Linked DNA regions of Homo sapiens: region 1 is linked to region 2. A link is an interaction called in ENCODE POLR2A ChIA-PET data of the cell type or tissue named here. Cell type or tissue: B cell. All regions are shown on one strand. Each heading gives the region's core, and the rest is flanking DNA. Links, peaks and the distances in the headings are about the cores only.

Region 1 (5,384 bases), core at 68-5,067, 180 kb before region 2:
GGTGTAGGGACCACAAGCACTTGCCCAGGCCCTCAGGGTGGACAGCCTACAGGCTTCTCCACCTCAGGGAGACCCTGACCCTGGGAGACTGCTTATACCTCAGCTTCAGGCATTGCTCCTCTTCAGAAGCCTTCGCTCCTGATTGCAGTCACTCGGCCTCAAGTGTGGGCTCGGGGGAGTCCCTCTCTTGTTATTTTCTCTGGCGAGGCACCCTCTTTGAAGCTTGCAGCTGATTCCTGTAGTGTTGGGCTGCAGCAGCCCCTTTTCTCTTTACCAGCAGTAACTGGACAGGGAATGATTTGCTCAGAGCAATACAATGACAAGAAAAGAGCCCCTGAATGAAAGTTTTTCCCAACCTGAGAGTCCTCCTAGATGCCACTTTTTTTTAAAGTCAACTAGTGGCCAGTTTTGAAGACATTATCCCTTTAGCATCTCTCCTATGAGTCTTCCTCCTCCCCATTCTCCTTTCTGTTGCAGCATTGTTCTGGGGCATAGAGACCTGGCCTCATCTGCTTATATATTCCTGGTTTGGAACAAACCTTGTTTTCTGCTCATTGGTAGCCCTTCAAGCCAACTTTATGCAAAACCAGGGAAGTGGCCTCTGCATGGGCAAGTGTCTAAATTAAGCATTTCAACCTACATAAAAACATGTCACCCTAACCCCACTCCACCCTTCTAGGCTGGCTTAAATTTAAGAATATTTGCACTTAAATCCGACTAAGAATATTTGCACCCCAGAAATTTCAAGAGATTATAAGTTTGGACTTACTGCTGATCGATACATTTCAAAACTTCCAATAAAAGAAATAGTACTTACAGAGAGTTGTACAAAGTATAGAATATTCTTTACTTTTTCCTTGTCTCAAGCCAAGCCATCGGATCTGCATCTTCGGTTGGAATCACCTTGAGTCCCTCTGGAATTCTTTTACATAACTACTTTAGCATTATTCCACTGGTCATCATTGTAGGAAATTGTTAGAAGCAATATTAGGTCTCTCATTTTTGTATTTATCATTAGAGTATTGTTGAGGACACTGCTCACTACATTGTAAATTACTTGTTGATGAAAATCCACCAGATAATTTTCTCTCAGGTCTGCTTACTAGGAAAGTTTTTGCTGCTCAGTTTTTTGGGTTTTTTTTCCACGATCTTGGCTCACTGAAACCTCCACCTCCTGGGTTCAAGAAATTCTCCTGCCTCAGCCTCCCAAGTAGCTGGGATTACAGGCATCTGCCACCAAGCCCGGCTAATTTTTGTATTTTCAGTAGAGACGGGGTTTCGCCATGTTGGCCAGGCTGGTCTCGAACTCCTGACCTCAGGTGATCCACCTGCCTTGGCCTCCCAAAGTGCTGGGATTACAGGCGTGAGCCACTGCACCCGGTTTCTTCTTTTTTTTTTTCTATTCCCATTAGGTCATAAGTTTTTGCTACATATAAGCAAGTCTGCTATAGACACATTGTGTTAAGGACACCATGAATTATATACAACTTGTGCTTTCCTCATTGCAATGATTGCTAGGAAGTTCAGAGTCAAACTTATATATGTCAAGGAACTGTTCAGGATTTTTCTAAATGGAGTTGGTGAACTAACTTTGTCCATGATTTCATCTCGCTCTCTCTCCTTTTTTGCCCTCATTTTATCTTCACAGTGATTTTGACTTTATTTAGTTCTCATCTTTTATGTATTTGTGGAATCCACCTTAAGTCCTCTTGAAAACAAGATGGGATTGAGTAGCAGTGAATACGAATAATAAAAACAGCTGTGGGGAGTGAGGTATAAGCGCCTGGAGTTGGGGTTGGGGAGGGAGAGTTTTGGCTGATTCAGCTCCTTGGGAGTCACAGGCCTGGATGAGGGGCATGACATGGAGGACATGCCCTGAGTGAGGGTGTGTGGTGAGAAAGCAGCTGAGGACGGGTTCTGTGGACAGCTTTATCACAGATGGAGGAGATGACAGTGAAAGGCCTGCAGCATGGCTGGAGGAAAGGAAAGCCCGAAAGAGGTCGGTCTGGGAAGCAGGAGAATATAGGTTCTTCCCTTTTGAAGTATTTTAAACAAGCCCATCATGTTTCTATTCTGCCCTTTTCCTCATAAAATCAACAAGAGGAATTGCACAGTTGAAAGACTTAATTGAGCATAGTTTATTTGGCTTGGCAGGCTTCTATGATTTTTTTTTTCTCTCCTGAACTAAAAAAAAAAAAAAAAGGCTACCCACGGAGAGAGAAGCTTTTCTGTTTCCACCTAAAGTTCACTTCCCACATTCCCAGCAGCCTTGGCAGACCCCTGTCAGTCTGGTCTATGGCGAGAGTAAGCGAGCCTTCCTGCACTTCCAGTCTGAGAGCACGCCCTGGTCTACCAGCGGATCCCGCGGGGAGTCAGGGCCCCAGCCTCTCCAAGCTCCTGTGGCCGAAGGTGACGTCAACACCCACTGCGCGCCTTCAGAGCGGCAGCGAGGCGGAAGTGGATTTCTGTAGAGAGGCACCTGGACTCATAATTTAGTGTACTTTCACTGCCTCCCCCACTTGGCAATCAAAACCGGAGATGCTTTTGAGCTTTCTTTTGTGCTGCCCGGAGAGGAGATGGGCTTATTGTGCCAACGGGCAATTATTTCATATCGCTCTACAGAGCACAAGCTGCAGCTGTCTTGGAGCAGGAGCTTTGCAAGGTGGATTCAAAGTGTCTCGTCTCACCAGGCATCCAGGAAGAGGCTTCAAACACCCTGCGGGAATACTTAGTGAGCAACTTTCTAGACACATCAGCCTCAGTGAATCTCAACTAGTCAGTCTCCCTGTCTCAGTATCTTCAGGTGTGCATATACCTGCTAGAGGTTGTCCAGGGTGGGGACAGTGTATTAGAGGAACATGAGCAATCGGCTGAGGAAATGAAAGAAGAACTGAATTTTATAAAGCATATTCAAAGGCATGACCCATTTTAATCTTCACAGCCACATTATCAGCCAGGCATTATTCATCTTAGTTTACAGATGAGGAAACCAACGCTCGGGATATTAAAGTGACTTGTTAAGGAACATGCAGCTGGTTAGTGACAAAGATAGAGCCCAAACTCAGGTCTAACTATGTTAGTTCTGGGCTGTCTTATAGATTTTTTTTTTTTCCCCAGAAAGAGATTGAGAGAACCCTTAAATAAAGATGTTAGTTGCTTAAGTACAATTCATACCATGAGCCTTAGTCTCTCCCTTCAGGAACAATCTATATGGTTTATCAGCTCAGGGCAGCCTTCCTCCTCTCCCAGCATGTTACTTTCATCTTCTTGTTCTGTCTTTTCTCTAACTGGCTTTCATTGTCTTTTTTATGAAACTAAAAACATCCTGCAGTCCCTTTGAACCTGTTCCATGACAGAGGAGAGCTCTGTGGCTTGGCCGGGGAACAGTTAAGCGGAGCAGAGAAACAATGCCACCATCAAATATCGCCCAAGGTCCCATTAATAAGGGTTGTTCTCCAGACCCGACAGGACCAAAAAGCAGGGTTGCATTTGTGTTATTTCTGCTCCCTTAGCTTCTCTACAAGTTTGATACCATGGAAATAATTGAGGAAGACCTAAAAACCAGGTGCTCCGGCTTTGTGTGACTTTGAACAGTGGCAAGGTCTCTGGAGTTTTTTTTCCCTCTTATTGATAAAAGAATCAGTCAGGAAGAGGTTCAAGATCCTCTTCTAGCGCCAACAGTCATCTGTATGGAAGAAACCAATATTTTTACCTCTGCTTTTGACTTATCAGTGGGGTTGACCTGCAATTTCTGAATATGGCAAATGGGAATATGGGGAAAATCATATGAAAGAATAGTCTATTCTTTTAGAGATGGTCTTTCAGCCTGAATCAGGAGAATAACATCATTTCTTTTTCCATTACTTTCTGAGGAAGGAAAAGATGTTCACTCTTGTAACTCCAGTGCCTAAAACAGTGCTTGGACATAGCGTGTGTTCAACAAATATTACTTGAATTAATGAATTAATAAAATAAACTTAAATATCCAAGAAATCCAATATTTCTTAAAATTCAAGACTCTAATTAATATTTGAAAATCTTTGTTTTTGTCCATGTGCTAAGTACATGTCTGTGATACTCCATGGTCCCCATACCCCACCCTCCAATTGAGTTTCCATAGGACCTGAGGTCTCTTTGGCATAGTCAGATCTTGCTAGAATTTAAGGCTGTGTTAGTTAACAAAAATATAATAACTTGAAGCATGAGGAAAAGTCTCATCAGAGACACAAACAGACAATGCACAGGAAAAGAAGTGAGAATTACACTTAACCCTGGGAAAAGATGCTCAACATCATTCACTTATAAGTGTAAATTGAAACTACACTAAGATACAATTTCCCACCAGTAAGATTGGCAAAAATCCAAAATTTGGACCACATACTTTATTGGTGAGGCTAGGGTGAAACAAACACTCTTCTACATTGCTGGTAGGAATAAAAGATGGCATCATGATGATGGAGGGGAATAGGGGGAAATTTAGCAAAATTATATGTGCATCTACCATTTGACTCGGCAATCATACTGAAATTTATCTTTCAGAAATCTAGATTTTAGAACACTATCCCAAAGCCACAGTAGCAAAAATATGATAAAAGATGTATGTATAAAGTACTGTTACAGCATTATTTGTAATAACAAAAGACTGGCATCAATCAGAATCGACAGCACAATAGTTAAATAAACAATTCTTCGGCCACATAATGATACAGTGCAGTGTAAAATGGGGATTATCTCTATACAGTAAGTGATCTCTAGGGTATATTGTTAAATGAAAAAAGCAAAGTAAAGAAAAATATGTGTAGTAAGCTACCATTTACATATAAAAGAAAGAGTAGAACCTATCTACCTATCTCTGTAGGTGTGCATTTGCTTACATTATAAAAACCAACAAGGGAATAAAAACTATTTTTAAATAGCTGTATAGAAGAGGAGAGGGAGGAATATCTTTGAATATTCCAAAGATTTGTCTTTAGAAACATAAATTATTTTTTAATTATAAAACAAAATTAAATAAATACATAATCCCCCAAAGCAAAAATAAAATGTGATTATATTTGTGTAGCCAGTAAACACCATTATGAAACAAAGAAAAATAATTTCAAATGACTTTATTTTATATTTTTTCATGTCAGATGGGTAATGTGCCCATGCTATAATAAGGTTCGAGGGTGGCACATCTCACACATGCACATACAAACTCAATCATCACACTTAAGCTACAAAAGCAACCTCGAGTGACTTTTTTTTTTTTTTTTTTTTGAGAGCATGTATCTGATCTTGGCTCACTGGAGCCTCCACCTCCTGGGCTCAAGCAATCCTCCTACCTCAGCCTTCCAAATAGCTTAGACCACAGGCGTGCGCCACCATGCTCAGCTAAGTTTTTT
Region 2 (5,384 bases), core at 53-5,052:
TTTTCTCCTGAAAAACAACAACAACAACAACAACAAACATCAACCCAAAGCTTTGCATGCAACTACATATGATCATAGTCAATTACATATAGAGATACTAAGATGACTTGAAGCTAATCCACACACAGAGGGAGATCTGCCATGGGCATTATATGGCAGTGAAAATATTAAATCATCCCGTTGAGAAATCTGATTTTTTTTTCCTGTTAGGAACTCAAGTATTGAGTAATTTTTCATCCCATTCCATAATAAGAAGCAGCTTCCTTAAGTACCAAAACCAGGGTTGTGGATGTGGTGTGATAAGTGACATTATTTCACTCTAATTCCTAACACTGTTGTTAAAGTGTAAAAGGTTAAGTCATTTTTTTTCTACCAGTTACCAAGTAATTTTTATTATTAGGTGTTGATTTTCACTTTAAAAACTACAGATATCCCCAGGCATTTTCTTTGTGCTGAGATGTTTAGAAACCCATTTTTTTTTCAGCCAGTTAGATTGAAAGTTGAGTTTATCTGAAGGGAAGGATGTCACCTAAAACAAATATAAATGACTACTCCCCTCTCCGTTAAACACACACAGTTTAAAATATAAATCTTAAATGCAGGATTCTGGAGAGTAGGTCTATTAGAAAGGTGACAGTGAGAAACAAGGGTATAGCTATAATAGTTTTGGGCTAAGTGAATCATGAGTCCAATTCTGTGACTACCTGCCAATTCCCTTTTATTTGTTTTGAGACAAGGTCTTGCTCTGTCACCCAGGCTGGAGTGTAGTGGTGTGATCATGGCTCGCCGCAGCCCTGACCTCCTGGGCTCAATCAGTCCCTCCACTTCAGCCTCCCAGGTAGCAGGGACTACAGGCATGCACCAACATGCACAGCTAAGTTTTGTATTTTTTGTAGAGAGGGAGGTCCTGCCATGTTGCCCAGGCTAATCTCGAACTCCTGGGTTCAAGCGGTCTGCCTGCCTTGACCTCCCAAAGTGCTGGGACTACAGGCATGAGCCACCGTACCGGCGAGTCCCCTTTTAGGGAGGATTTTCCTTTCTTTGTTGGTATTCTGATTCCTAGGTGTATTAGTTTGCTAGGGCTGCCATAACAAAGTACCACAGACTGGTTCGCTTAAACAACAGAAATTTATTTTCTCACAGTTCTGAAGGCTGGAAGTCTGTGATCAAGATGTTGGCAAGAGGCCTCTCTCCTATAGATGACAGCCTTCTTGTTGTGTGTTCACATGGTTATTTCTTTGTGAATGTATCTGTGTCCTAATTGCCTCTTCTTATAAGGACACCAATCATACTGGATTAGGGCCCACCCTAATGGCCTCATCTTAATTACTATTTAAAGGCCCAATCTCCAAATAGAGTCATATTCTGAAGTACTAGGGTTAAGGCTTTAACACAGGACTTTTGTGGGGGGACACAATTCAGCCCATAGAGCCAGGGAATGCAAAATTTCCTTTCCTCGGAGTTGGAGCATGTATGCTGAACTTGGGGAAGAAGCAAAATGTGTTCATGCTGTAGTCCCAGCTACTCAGGGGGCTGAGGTGGGAGGGTAGCTTAAAGCCAGAAGTTCAGAGCTCTGATTGTTCCCCTGCACTCCAGCCTGAGTGACAGAATAAAAAACCCCGTCTCTTTAAAAAAACAAAACAAACAAAAAAAACTAGAAGCAGCCAAATCTGTGGTTCTTAGTATTGTTTCTGCCTCTGCAGATACTGGGCTAACCTAAAGCTGTGGTTCAAGCAGAAGATCAGCAAAGAGGAGTTTGACCTTGAAGCTCATAGACTTCTCACACAGGATAATGGTAAAATAATTATCTGCAGAGTTATTTTACTATTCTGTAGTTTTCCTAGATTTGTAGTAAAGTCTTTTCCCTTTTTAAAAAGTAAAATTTTGGTTTTGTGGTGTATAAGGTTATCTTAATAATGTGGATACTTTAAGTATAAAGCATGGCAGAATAGGGGATATCCAAAATCTTGAGAAGCTAGACCAAAGTTGTGGTTTCCTTATGTTGAAAATGTTTTGAATTTGATTGTCACTATCTTTCCTTTTTCAGTCCATTCTCACAATGATTTCCTCCTGGCCATTCTCACGCGTTGTCAGATTTTGGTTTCTACACCAGGTAAGGGAGTGGAAATACTTCCAGTGTGTGTAAGTCAGCAAAGCACTAGACTTTAGCTTTCTCTAATAGACACAGCTAGTGTTTGTAAAGCAGATGTTTTTGAACTACTCAGAAGAAAAGTTTTATTAGGTAGATACAAATTCTTTTACAGAATCTTTTTTTTTTTTTAAAGCAGAAACTCTTTATTTTTAAGAAAAAGGTATGATTTCTCATTTTCAGTTCTTGGCATACATTTTAATTCTTTCCAGTGGAACCCAAACCTCCTGAACCCCTTTCAGTGTCATCCAAAGCTTGAATTTCTGTTTCTGGAGAAAAAGTCTGTTCACAAATGAGCTATGCAATTTGATCACCATTTTTGACACCAAACTTTTCTTTGCCAAAATTGAATTGTACAACACCAACACTTCCTCTATAATCTTCATCTTATGATGCCAGCTCCTACATCAGTAAAGTGTTTTTCAGCCAAGCCAGATGTGGCACTACTCTTTTCTAACACCCAGAAGGAAGGACTGTCTGAATGTTTGTTTTCACAAGTGCTTTCTCCCTAGGTGGTATTGTGTAATCCTAGGCATGTCCAAGTCCTAGCCCCCGTGGACCCCTTGGTCCGGGCGTGTTATGCTGGGAGAGCTGGGCAAGGCTGCTCTGTGTGCCACCCTCCCCCGCAGGCCAGTTTGCTCAATGGGGGAAATAGTGGTGTCCCTCAGAATAGGGCTTGAGAGAGCCAGAAGGCAAGCAAGGAGATAGCCCGGGAACAAGAGGGCGCAGGGTGAGCACCACAGCAGGGACTGCCCAAATCTACGGAGCCTTGTAAAGCAGGTTATGTCCCTGTACTTATATTACCTTTTGATATTGAGTCCCCACTCAGCTACATTTTAGATTACTTAAGTAAATGAGAAGTGAGGAAGAGGGTGGGAGATCAGGATGAAGAAGGTAAGGGAGATGAAGAGAGGGCAGTTGGTGTTAGGTGTCCTGTACCTAAGGGATACCTAACTTGAAAGGTGTCCGTAGTGGGGAGGTGGGGGAACCCAGCATATGTTGGGAACCTGGACTTCCACTATGTTCTTAGGTAAGATAGCACCTGAAAGGTCAAGCTTCAGCACCTGTGTTTCACAGATTATTGGTAGATAACAAGAGGTAGGGGATAGTAGCATGTTGAGGGGGTAGGTGGAAACGAAACCTGTCACTTTAACCTGAAGAGAAGATTAAGCTGTAAGTCACCTCTCTCAACCATCTTATTTTAATCAGTCAAAAACAAGTAATTAAATACATTGAAAACTTTCCTCATGATAAAAGTCATACTGGACTTTTTAAAAAAAATTAGGCCAAATGATTTATTCAGTAGTTTTTATATTTCTAAATTGCAATTTATATCTATTCATAAGACTACAAAAGTTACCATTACAATTGTGCTTACCAACTCCTGTTGTAGATTAAATTGAAATTTTTTTAAGGGCTTAGGGTGATTCTGATGATCATATATCGAAAGCTCATGTTTTATCTATAAATGGCTGGTATTTTTTAATCCTCTCTCTCTGTTTACTTCTACTGTATGATAAAGAACTCAAGCCAGGGCGTGGTGGCTCACGCCTGTATTCCCAGCACTTTGGGAGGCTGAGGCGGGCGGGTCACTTGAGGTCAGGAGTTCGAGACCAGCCCGGCCAACATGGTGAAACCCCTACTCTACTAATAATACAAAAAAGAAAATTAGCCGGGCGTGGTGGCGCACATCTGTAGTCCCAGCTACTCAGGAGGCTGAGGCATGAGAATCGCTTGAACCTGGGAGGTAGAGGTTACATTGTGCCACGGCACTTCAGCCTGGGCGACAGAGTGAAACTGTGTTTAAAAAAAAAAAAAAAAAATTCACATAAGATCTCCTAACACCTCGTTCTTTGACCCTCAAAGAAGTCGTTGTTAATGTGTAGTAAACTGTGAGCACCTGCTTGTGGGGTTGTTTTAGAGAGCAGTGACTGCCTCCCTCCCCTCACCACACTCATCACCGCACATTCTTACACTGTGTCAGATTTTTGATGTGCTATTTAATTTATATACAAGTAGACTTTAGCCATTCCTCTTTTATGTCCAAAGTTAAATCATAATCTATTTTGTTACATAAAATTTAATTTGATCAGAAAAGCCAATATTGTGAATCTTACTTTTTAGGGAAGCATATTGTAAATTGCCACATATGCCAAAGATAAATGGAGTGATCAGAAGTAAAAACCCTGGTTGATAAGAGTCAAGAGACTTAGGTTCAAGTGTAGGTTTTGCCACTAGCTTACATAATATAGTTACTTGGGCTTTCAAATTTATAAAATAAGTACAGCAATATCTACCCCGTAGGATTATGAAAAAACAGATGAAAGAACTTATAAAAAAGTGATTTTAAAAATAAAAAATGCCAGCCAGACACAGTGGCTCATGTCTGTAATCCCAGCGCTTTGGGAGGCCAAGGTGGGTGGATCACCTGAAGTCAGGAGTTCAAGACCAGCCTGGCCAACATGGTGAAACCCCGTCACTACTAAAAGTACAAAAATTAGCCAGGCATGGTGGTAGGCACCTGTAATCCTGGGTACTAGGGAGGCTGAGGCAGGAGAATTGCTTGAACCTGGGAGGCGAAGGTTGCAGTGAGCCGAGATTGCGCCACTGCACTCCAGCCTGGGTGACAGACTAATACCCTGTCTCAAAAAAAAAAAATAAAAATAAAAAAAATTGCCAAACAAATGTTGAAGTGGTATTCGTAAGTACAGGTGGCTGATTTTAATTAGATAAAAACCTTTGATATTCTGAATGGTTGTTAATAGTTATTTTAAAATAAATGAAGAAGCATTTGGATTTTGAGAATGTATTCTTCCATTGAACACCCCAAATTTCTCAAAATGAAATTAATATTTGTTAGCAACAAAGAGAAGATTTCTATTACAAGTAAAATATAGTTGTTTGTACCTCACAATTTTGGATGGGTTGTTTTCTAGTTTTCTAAGCTAGTCAGGAAAGATGATATTAATAATAATATTTGTTGAGTATAGCATACTAGACACTTTATATGCATTATCTTTAATCCTCACAACAATTCTGCATGGTAGGTGTTAGCCTGTTTTTATAGATAAGGAAACAAAATTAAGAGAAGAGAAAACAAAACAAAAGAAAAACTTGCCTTAGGCCTTATCCAGCTAGTAATTGGATGTGTTGGATCAAAACTGAAATCTAAGTGCTACTAAAAAGCCTTCCATTTTGTCAGGGTTAGGCCTTAGCGTGCTTCGCTTGGCCACGC

The links. Peaks named below come from ENCODE experiments on the same cell type or tissue, not always from the same donor. Only the 100,000 strongest peaks of a DNase experiment are listed, where the experiment ranks them.
Region 1: POLR2A ChIA-PET joins it to region 2 with 5 read pairs; 7 of 35 experiments call an interaction of 5 or more read pairs at or near these places.

Annotation. Positions count from the first base shown.
Region 1 is chr1:167,041,279-167,046,662 of GRCh38, reverse strand. It overlaps LOC124904834 (small nucleolar RNA U13), which reads right to left and starts at 5,228; the gene lies at 5,127-5,228. RefSeq lists enhancers at 2,489-2,638, 2,719-2,768. In B cell, for the core only: no CTCF peak of the experiment used is centred there; a DNase peak (open chromatin) is centred at 2,422; H3K4me3 peaks cover 1,116 bases.
Region 2 is chr1:166,866,174-166,871,557 of GRCh38, reverse strand. It overlaps TADA1 (transcriptional adaptor 1), which reads left to right. Exons shown (of 8, transcript NM_053053.4): 2 at 1,704-1,795; 3 at 2,048-2,113. It also overlaps the pseudogene DUTP6. Among named protein-coding and RNA genes, the nearest start is that of TADA1, 7.4 kb to the left of the region's middle. In B cell, for the core only: no CTCF peak of the experiment used is centred there; no DNase peak of the experiment used is centred there.